2 separate regions of the Homo sapiens genome follow, and region 1 is linked to region 2. A link is a loop called in an ENCODE intact Hi-C map of the cell type or tissue named here. Cell type or tissue: transverse colon. All regions are shown on one strand.

Region 1 (5,000 bases), 1.0 Mb before region 2:
GATAAAATATAAAAATGAGTATAAATAAAGATGAACAGCTCATGTGTTAACCTTTAATTCAGTTTTTTTTAACCTTCTACTGACTAATAACCCTTACCTCCAGCAGCAGCAACAGCTTCACATTCATTGAAACATTTGTCTAGGAGATGATGAGATTGGTATAACACTAACAAATATTTGGGGAAAGTAGTTGGAAATTGATCTTTAAAAAAGTTCTTAGGAACCGGTTATGGGAAAATTTGAATAATAAAATGATTTTTGGCATGCTTTGTACAGGAAGCAGGAAGACAGTTTGGGCCCTTAAGTAGGGAATATCTGTTGAATACAACGTTTTGAGAAGGCAGTGGTGTACAAGATAACTGTCTTTTGCAAATAGTTTTTATTTGGATGTGATAAAGTTTGTAAGGTATATCTTATGCTTTTGATTTAGGGAAGAAAATATTTTGAAGCAGAAGTTCTTTAACCAGAGAAACCTCATTTTAAAGGCTAGGGTTAATGTTTCTTGCTTACTAGTTAATGGCCTTTCTCTTGTTTCTGAGGAGACTCCAATTCTTTTTTTTTTTTTTTTTTTTTTTTTTTAATTTTTAAAATTTTGAGGTGGAGTTTCGCTCTCGTTGCCCAGACTGGAGTGCAATGGCACAGTCTTGGCTCACTGCAACCTACACCTCCCAGGTTCAAGCGATTCTCCTGCCTCAGCCTCCCAAGTAGCTGGGATTACAGGGGCTCACCACCACGCCCAGCTATTTTTTGTATTTTTACTGGAGACGTTGTTTCACTGTGTCGGCCAGGCTGGTCTCGCACTCCTAACCTCAACCTCCCCAAGTGCTAGGATTACAGGTGTGATCTACCACACCCAGCCTCCAATTCATTTTTGTTGTTGTTGTTGTTGTTGTTGGAGATAGAGCCTTGGTCTGTCGCCCAGGCTGGTGTGCAATGGTGTGATCTTGGCTCATTGCAACCTCTGCCTCCTGAGTTCAAGCGATTCTCCTTCTTCAGCCTTCCGAGTAGCTGGGACTATGGGCATGTGCCACGACGCCTGGGCAATTTTTGTATTTTTAGTAAAGATGGGGTTTCACCATGTTGGCCAGGCTGATCTTGAACTCCTGACGACCTCAGGTGATCCACCCGCCTCAGCTTCCCAAAGTGCTGGGATTACAGGTGTGAGCCGCCATTCCGGGACCCTCCAATTCATTTTTGATACGGGCTAAGTGTAGTCATATTCCAGAATAGGGAGGCAGTGCTTCTTTTGCTTCAAGAGAAAAAGAGATACATACTTCTTTTTTAAAAACTGAAATAAAATTCCATTTTTCTTTCTTAATGTTTTCCCCTTTTCTGCAGCTTGTATTTCATATTGGTTTTTTAGTTACAAGGACCCCAGGGATGGATCATCTGGTTTAGTGGCTCATAAGAGTCTGTCGTATGGCCTAGAGAGCTAAGACTAATAGTCACAATCCCTAGTCCCCCAAATCTATACTTTAGGATGTTCTTTGAGCCCAAACTAATCAAGTCTAGTGTTTTTCAACTTTACAAGTTTAGGACTTACCAGGGGAGCTTTTAAAGAATAGTAGAATATCCACCTCTGGGCATGGTGGTAGGCACCTGTCATCCCAGCTACTCCAGAGGCTGAGGTGGGAGGATTGCTGGAGCCCAGGAGTTTGAGATCAGCCTCGGTAACATAGTGGGGTTGGCGGGGTGGGGGAGGAGAGAGACACCCACCTCCATGTACCCACCATGTCCTGCCTCCCTTCCCCCATAAAAAGGTAGACTACCTGGCCCCACCCCCAGAGGTACTGAGTAGATGTTGGACCTAAGCCAGTATAGTTTGATAAGGTTCCCCAGGTGATTCTGATAATAAATTTCCATTAAGAGCTTCTTAATCTAGTTAGATCTCTATTTTTTAGACCAGAGAAAGAGATTGGGAACCCTGATCACTTGCATCCCAGTCTTTCGGTTATATAGTGTCATAGCCTTATTTTTGTCACCTCTTCTGGTATACATGGTGGGATTCATATGTAGTATTTTGTTTTTTTAATAATAAGATACCTTCTGCCTTTACCCATCCTGGCTCATTATATGTACAATGGGGAGGACTTGTGGGTTCATTTTTAATTTCTTTTTATGTAAATTGTTTCCTGGAATGAATTTCCAAAGGTCTGAATTTGAAATTGTCAAGCAGGAACTTAATCTGAAGTAATATTTATGCTTATGAAAAAAGCAGGTTCCTTTGGGCCAGCTTTTAAGAAGCTCTTGGTTTCTCATAAATTGTAGGGGACTGTTCCACATTTGTTTCATTCAGTTTTGTTTGTGCAGGTATAGTTGGTGGAGTACATGATTAAGAATAGTAGCATTTTCAGCTTAGTAAGTCATAAACTGCATTTGTTGGCTACAAAAACTGCATTGCTGCTGTTAATCTAGTGGAGTCTAGTAATATGGTATAAATGCCATAATCTGGTAAAGATTTCATATCTGAAAGATATGAATAAAGATGCTAAATGGCTGATGAGCCATGTAGGTCAGAGCAGTCAAGTGGCAGAGAGGGGAGCCTGGGTCTGCTGCTTGTTGAAATAGCTCTTTGGGAAAACAAAGCTGCTGCTGCTGTAGTTTGTTTCTGAACCATAGGGTGAGGAAGAGGGGGCCTCTAGTACACCAACAGTCCTTTTGAGACTTAACTCCTAAATTAAATTTGAAGTTTATACTGCTCACTTATGCTATTTTTCTCCTCTCTATCCTGCAGGGGTTGATAGTTCTTGGGGAGGTACCTCCCCCAGAGCATACAACAGACTTATTTCTTCCACTTAGTTCTGAGGTGAAGACAGATCATGGGACTGATAAATTGGTAAGTATAAAAGATAGAAAGGGGGAAATGCGTGAGAATTAAGGGTGTTGTCTTGGCACACCGTTTTTTCTCTGTAACTAGGATCCTTGCATTGGCTGAAGAAGGGGAACTGTATCTACTTTTATCACTTTTGGTGTTTTAAGATCTGAATTCCTGAATAGGGAATCTAGGGCCCATCCTGCAGCTGTGTAGCTGACCATAGGATTAAAAGCAGCTCCAATTCTCAAAACACTACAGCCAGAGCAAGTAAGGCTTTAGGGAGTATCATTGGGAATCAGGAGACCTGGGTGTGGCTCTGACACCTGAGACATAAGGTCACCTTTCTGGGCCACTCTAATATATTATAGCCTTTTCATTAAAAGGTTAGACTAGAGGTTAAATTCACAAGAACACTGAAAATGGTCTCTGTGGGTGATTCACTGTTATTCTATAATGAGCATTAAACTGTCATTTTCTGTTTCCTTCTGTATCCTAGCTCTACTGTGATTCCTTCTCTTTCCTGGTTTCTCTCAATACCATAGTTAATTTTCTTTCTGAATTCCAAGAGCACTTGTTCTTTTCACTTTTTTACTTTGCCTAAAAGGTTACTGGGTTTTATGAATATTCATATTTCTTGATTTAAGTCTCCATAACTTAATTAGAAATTCCAAAGTCCCACAACCGTAGTTTATTATTTTGATTATGCTTCAGATAATAAAGCTAGTGTGAAGTGATGGCTTTTTAAATGGTGAGTTAAGCAAGCTGTTCTTGTATCCGCAAATAAACCAACCTTATAGTTCTTTTATTTATTTTAATCATTGTTAGCAGGAACGCATGATGTGGTGGAAACTAAATTTTCTCTGAGGCAGATATTGGAGATGTTTAGATCTTGGAAAGATCTCTCACCTAATTTTGAAAGCCAGCCACTGTTGCTAGAGATAAATGTGAAGACACTAGAAGATTGATAGTTCTTAACTGGAAAGTAGTTTTGAATAAATTAAAGAGCAGAATGCCAAGTTTTGCCACTATTTAAGTCTATAATATAAGTTCATTGCATGCTGTTTACAGATCTTTTTTAAGTTATTAATGAAACTTTTAGTGAATGGTCTAATCAGGGTAAAAATTGTTAAGTGAGAAAGGAAACATAGATACATTGGTGGTATGGGTACAGGAAACATGAAACATGAGGCATATGTGATAGGGGAGTAAGTTCTATGTAGATACTTATATATTTGTATATAGAATTTAGGGATTCCAAACTTTTTTGAGTAATCTCCCTGTAGTCATGTTTTCTCTTACCTCAGCACTTCTGAAGGACAGGGCATAACAGTCCTCCATTGTGTTACTAATCCTCATTGTCTTAAAAAATCCACAGTGATTGTGAGACAGTTTATACAGATTCACTTGTACACACACACTCTTTAGGAGCTTGGTCCTTTCCCTACCCTTCATTCATTTACTTGTGTGTTAAATTGTAAGATTCCTGTGTGTGTATTAAATTGTAAGATTCTTGAAGGTCAAGACCATCTTTCCCTTTGTGTTGGCCATACTAGTTTCAACATTGTGCAATAGAATGCTTTTTGGATTGAGTAAAATAAATAATGAAAACAACTAAGTATACACTGTCACTATTTTGTCAAGGAGAGATTACCCCTTCCCTGTTTTCGTGAATTATCTACCCTTTATGAATATATCCATGCTTTCTGAAAAGCGTTCAGAAAGTATTAAGAGAAGACAGGGGTTGGGGGGTGGGGTGGGGGGAGCAGGGACAATACATTTCCATTGTTTATTATTAGTAGAATGGGCGCAGAGCATATGTTTCTTAAAAGCTATTGACTTAAATTTTTAAAATGCCAAATATTTGCAAAGCTGTGCGTATGTCAATTGCCAGGCAAAGTTTTTCTGTATAAGAAGGCAGTATTTAACTTTGCTTGTTTGTTCCCCAGGTTTTTTTGTTTTGTTTTGTTTTAAATTTTAGGAAAGTGACTTTTCTCAGTTTTGCTTAAAAAAAAAAATTAGGTTGCCCGGGACAGAGGGCAACTGTAGGTTTTCATACCCACATGTAACCAGCCTGTTTTCCATTTTGTTAATTTTTTCCCCAAATGGAGGTAGGTGTATTTATTCCTTTTTTTTTTTTTTTTTTTTTTTTAAGACAGGCTCTTGCTCTGTCACCCAGGCTGGAGTG
Region 2 (5,000 bases):
AGTGTGACAGGCACCAGGCATCGTGGACAGGGAGTGACTGAGGGAGTCACACAGGGCCTGGAGACCTCTGTGAAGGGCCAGGAGGAGGCGGGAGAAGGCAGTGAAGGTTTTAGATGGGAGTGACATGATCAGATGACTCCTTTAAGCCATGACCCTGGCTACCTTGGGGAGAAGCCAGGCCGGGACGAGGGGGTCAGGTCATGAGGCTACTGGAGTGGTCAGGGCACAGGTGCTGGTGGCTTAGGCTAACAGAGTGGGCCTAGTGGGATTAGAACTTGGCCAGACCTCCCAGAGCAGTAGGGCTTTATTTAGCCCATTAATTTTTCCCTAAGAGAAACACTGCCAGAGGAGATTCTAAGACAGACCATTCTCTGAATGTATTTATTCTTCTTGGGGCTACTGGGCCCAAGAAGTAAAAACTGAGAGGCAATTTGGAGACACCCGATGCAAAAGAGCCCACCACTTGTGGAGCACAATAGAATCTGATCGTCATTTCACAGGCCTTAGAGCTTCACTGCAGAGTTGGAGCGCAGGCACCAGCTCTAACCCAAACTCCTTGCCCTTTTCTTTGCACCCTGCTGCCTTTCACTGACATGGAGAATGAGGGAAAGAAAGGATGGGGTGTGGCTTCCCTGGGATCAGAGGCTTGCTTTTCTTTCTGGCTCCTCCTTGGCTGATGAATCCCATACCTGGGATTGGTCCCAGAATCCAGCTTCCATTTCTCCTGCACAGTGCATTGGCTCCTTCTCTGTTACTGTGGACTTGGTGTTGTCCTTCCGCCTCCAGCCAAGCCAGTTCTGTGAACAGCTTTTGGTGTTGAGGAGGAAGATTCCCAGGCCACCAACAGTAATGTCATCCCTTGGTTTGCCAGGGGAGCTTTTTTTTTTTTTTTTTTTTGAGATGGAGTCTTGCTCTTGTTGCCCAGGCTGGAGTGCAATGGCACAATCTAGGCTCACCGCAACCTCCGCCTCCCGGGTTCAAGCAATTCTCCTGCCTCAGTCTCCCGAGTAGCTGGGATTACAGGCATGCGCCACCATGCCTGGCTAATTTTGTATTTTTAGTAGAAATGGCGTTTCTCCATGTTGGTCAGGCTGGTCTCGAACTCCTGACCTCAGGTGATCCTCCCGCCTTGGCCTCCCAAAGTGCTGGGATTACAGGCATGAGCCACCACACCCGGCCTTTTTTTTTTTGAGATGGAGTCTCACTTTGTTGCCCAAGCTGGAGTCCAGAGTGGCATGATCTCTGCTCACTGCAACCTCCGCTTCCCAGATTCAAGCAATTCTCCTGCCTCAGCCTTCCGAATAGGTGGGATTACAGGCATGCACCACCACGCCCAGCTAATTTTTGTATTTTTAGTAGAGATGGGGTTTCGCCATGTTGGCCAGGCTGGTCTCGAACTCCTGGCCTCAAGTGATCCGCCCACCTTGGCCTTACAGCCACTGCGCCTGGCCCCAGGGGAGCATTTATTCACCACTCCCAGGAGAGCTCTGAACCACTGAAGGGGAGGAAGAAATCACCAGTGTGACTCTCAGCCTCCCTGGGGAGCTGCACCGTTCTTGGCACTGAAACTCCAGCCCCTCTCACTCACAAGTGTGGGGACTGAGGCTCAGAGGAGGGAAGGCACCCGGGGCTCAGCTGTTTCTTGTATGGAGTCCTTACCACCCTGGGCCAGGCTGGAGAGAAGACTTCCTGCAGTCACATGGGTAGTTTTATCACAGAATTCAGAGACCAGGACCCAGGACTTTCCACTTCCAGTCCACAGCCTTTCATTTTAGCCATGGTTCTGGGCCTAGCTGATTCAGATTCAGTGGGCTGGGGTAGATGGAGCCTGGGTGTCTGTACCTTTTGTAAGTTTCGCAGTAAATTCAGATTATAGCCAGGTTTAGCACTTGCTGTGAGGAATGTACTGCCTCTGTGTAAGCGGCAGTGGAATGTGGGAAGCCAGATCGGATTCTGGAGAATGATGACTTGACCAGAGCAGAAAGAGGGTCATGAACACAGGTGATCAAAGGTGGTCGTTTGTTCATGTGGGCCTGACAGGGAGCTGCTGGCAGGTCTAGGTGTGACTTGGAGGCCGCTGGGTACCTAAGCCTCTATTTCCTCCTTGCTGAGCTTTGGGAGCACCGTGGGCTGCAACTTCCTCCCTGGCAGATCCCAGTAGATCTGTGCGCAGCCAAGTGAGTGGGAAGGCACTCATACAGCAGGCCCAGGGCCAGCACCACCTGACCATTCCTGCTTACCTGTCAGCGCTCTGTTCTCAGATGTTTTCATCTGGTACTATCTAGCTCTCCAGTTTTCCCAAGGGGCAAGACTTGTGTTTTCCTCTGGTTACCCAAGAGGTCCCTGGCACCGTTCCTGCAGAGCACAGAGATGCTCAGTGGATGGTCAGTGAAGGAATGAGCTACAGAGGGGCTTGTTGGACAGGAACAGCTGTTATTTGTCAAGGCCCTTTTAAGTTGGGGACCCGGAGCCTCCCTGGGCGTGTGCTCCTTTGTCCGCTTGGCCTTCCTGATGGAGGCCAAGCAGCTGTTGGTCTGTTTCCACAGACACTCGGTCAAGGCACTGAGAAGGGAGGATACTCATTAGGTAACCCGGGAGGCTGGAATTTCCATCTGTGCTCTGGCCATTGTCCACACACCCCCTCAGCCCCCATTCTGCAGGAAGAAAACAGTATGATAATCAAGAAATTATTTCTCTTTGGCTCTGAATCGATTTGCCTACAAACAGATTCATCTTCCTTACTTTGTCTCATTAGTCTAAAGGTAAATTAATTTTTCATTCCTTGAGTACATTAAAGGCAGGGGTCTAGACTAGGGGTTAGGAGCCCTGAACTGCATCCAGCCTTTGATAATAGCTGCTGGTGGGAAGTCCCCTCCCTTCTCTGGTCCTCAGTCTCCACTGCTGTAAAAGAAGAGTTAGAATTTATCCTGAGCGCTGTTACACATCAGAACTGCCTGGGTGGGCAGATCACCTGAGGTCAGGAGTTTGAGCCAGCCTGGCCAACATGGTGAAACCTCGTCTCTACTAAAAATACAAAAAAATCAGCCAGGCATGGTGGTGCATACCTGTAATCCTAGCTACTCGGGAGGCTGAGGCAGGACAATCTCTTGAACCCAGGAGGCAGAGATTGCAGTGGGCCCAGATTGCACCGCTGCACGCCACCCTGGGGGACAGAGAGAGACTCTTGTCTCAAGAAAAGAAAAGAAAAGAAAAAAAGGCCAGGCATGGTGGCTCACGCCTGTAATCCCAGCACTTTGGGAGGCCGAGGTGGGTGGATCACCTGAAGTCAGGAGTTTGAGACCAGCCTGACCAACATGGTGAAACCCCATCTCTACTAAAAATACAAAAAAATTAGCCAGGCATGGTGGTGGGCACCTGTAATCCCAGCTATTCGGGAGTTTGAGGCAGGAGAATGGCGTGAACCCGGGAGGCAGAGCTTGCAGTGAGCCGAGATCACACCACTGCACTCCAGCCTGGGCAACAGAGTGAGACTCTGTCTCAAAAAAAAAAAAAAAAAGCTCTTGAAGCTTGGCGTGGTGGTTTACGCCTGTAATCCCAGTACTTTGGGAGGCTGAGGTGGGTGGATCACCTGAGGTCAGGAGTTCGAGACCAGCCATGGCCAACCTGGCAAAACCCCATGTCTACTAAAAATACAAAAATTAGCTGGGCATGGTGACGGCTGCATGTAATCCCAACTACTTGGGAGTCTGAGGCAGGAGAATCGCTTGAACCTGAGAGGCGGAGGTTGCAGTGAGCTGAGATGCGCCATTGCACTCCAGCCTGGGCAACGACAAGAGTGAAATTCCATCTAAAAAAAAAAAAATTCTTTCTAGATTTTCTATTTCAAAGCTTCAGCTGAGTGGCTGACATTTTGTTTGTTTGTTTTGTTTGTTTGTTTTTACAACTGAACCCTGTCCTTTTTGTGACCTAGAGGGAGATCACCAGCCTCAGAGAGATGGAGGAGAAATTATTATTTTTTTTAATAGAGAGAGAGCCTTGCTGTATTGCCCAGGCTGGCCTCGAACTCCTGGTCTCAAGCAATCCTCCTGCCTCAACCTCCCAAAGCACTGGGATTACAGGCGTGAACACCGTGCGTGGCCTAGAAATGATTGTTAAATAGTTGATTAATGTAGCTAGGTCTCTCCATTTGGATGATGACTCCGTGGTGGATAGTTTCCTCTCTCCACCTCTGGCTTTCCGGGGTGAGAATGAGCAGTGGCAGATTTCAATTTCTAGGTTGGTCCCCTGCTGCCCCAAGCCAGGCACCAACTCAGCCACATCCAAGCAGCTGCCTCCCCTGTCATTTGGTGTGTCCTCACGGGAGGCAAACTCATTTCAGTGTAAGCTCAAGCAAAGTGTAATTAGGACAGTAAATCTGCTGCTTAACGGCAACAAAAAAAGTCCTATGGCAGATTTTACAGTCCTGGAGAAGTGATTTGAGGCTGAAGGAAGGGTGGGAGAGACCTGGCCTTTGATTTAATTGCTTCCAGCCTGGGAACAAAGTCCAAGACATGGTAACCTCATTTACTCCAGAAAATGCACCATGACTCCTTAAAAGTTTATGGTGTGATAGTCTGAGGTTGGAGGAATAGGGACATGATTTCATGAAAGTCTTTTTTTTTTTCCTTTCTATGCCTTGCAGTGGAACTGTAACTCCTACTTTTCACCCTGTATCACTATCCTCACTTCCATTTTTGGGATATTTACCATTTATCAAGCAACATACCATGGACTGCAGATGCATTTTCTTTTTCTTTTTTTTTTTCTCTGAGACGGAGTCTCGCTCTGTCACCCAGGCTGGGGTGCAGGGGCGCAATCTCCGCTCACTGCAACCTCCGCCTCCTGGGTTCAAGCGATTCTCCTGCCTCAGCCTCCCGAGTAGCTGGGACTGCAGGCGCCCGCCACCAGGCCTGGCTAATTTTTTGTATTTTTAGTAGAGACGGGGTTTTACCATGTTAGCCAGGATGGTCTCGATCTCCTCACCTCATGATCTGCCTGCC

Evidence for each region. Hi-C counts contacts between places; a loop is a spot of excess contacts. Peaks named below come from ENCODE experiments on the same cell type or tissue, not always from the same donor. Only the 100,000 strongest peaks of a DNase experiment are listed, where the experiment ranks them.
Region 1: it touches region 2 in a loop (24-fold over the local background); 1 of 110 quality-filtered maps calls a loop at or near these places.

What each region holds. Positions count from the first base shown.
Region 1 is chr17:46,080,277-46,085,276 of GRCh38, reverse strand. It overlaps KANSL1 (KAT8 regulatory NSL complex subunit 1), which reads left to right. Exons shown (of 15, transcript NM_015443.4): 4 at 2,735-2,836. Among named protein-coding and RNA genes, the nearest start is that of STH, 84 kb to the right of the region's middle. In transverse colon, no CTCF peak of the experiment used is centred here; no DNase peak of the experiment used is centred here.
Region 2 is chr17:45,036,285-45,041,284 of GRCh38, reverse strand. All of the region lies in intron 1 of DCAKD (dephospho-CoA kinase domain containing), which reads left to right. Among named protein-coding and RNA genes, the nearest start is that of DCAKD, 13 kb to the left of the region's middle. RefSeq lists enhancers at 1-595, 596-1,230, 4,740-5,000. In transverse colon, no CTCF peak of the experiment used is centred here; DNase peaks (open chromatin) are centred at 2,244 and 4,367; H3K27ac peaks cover 1,687 bases.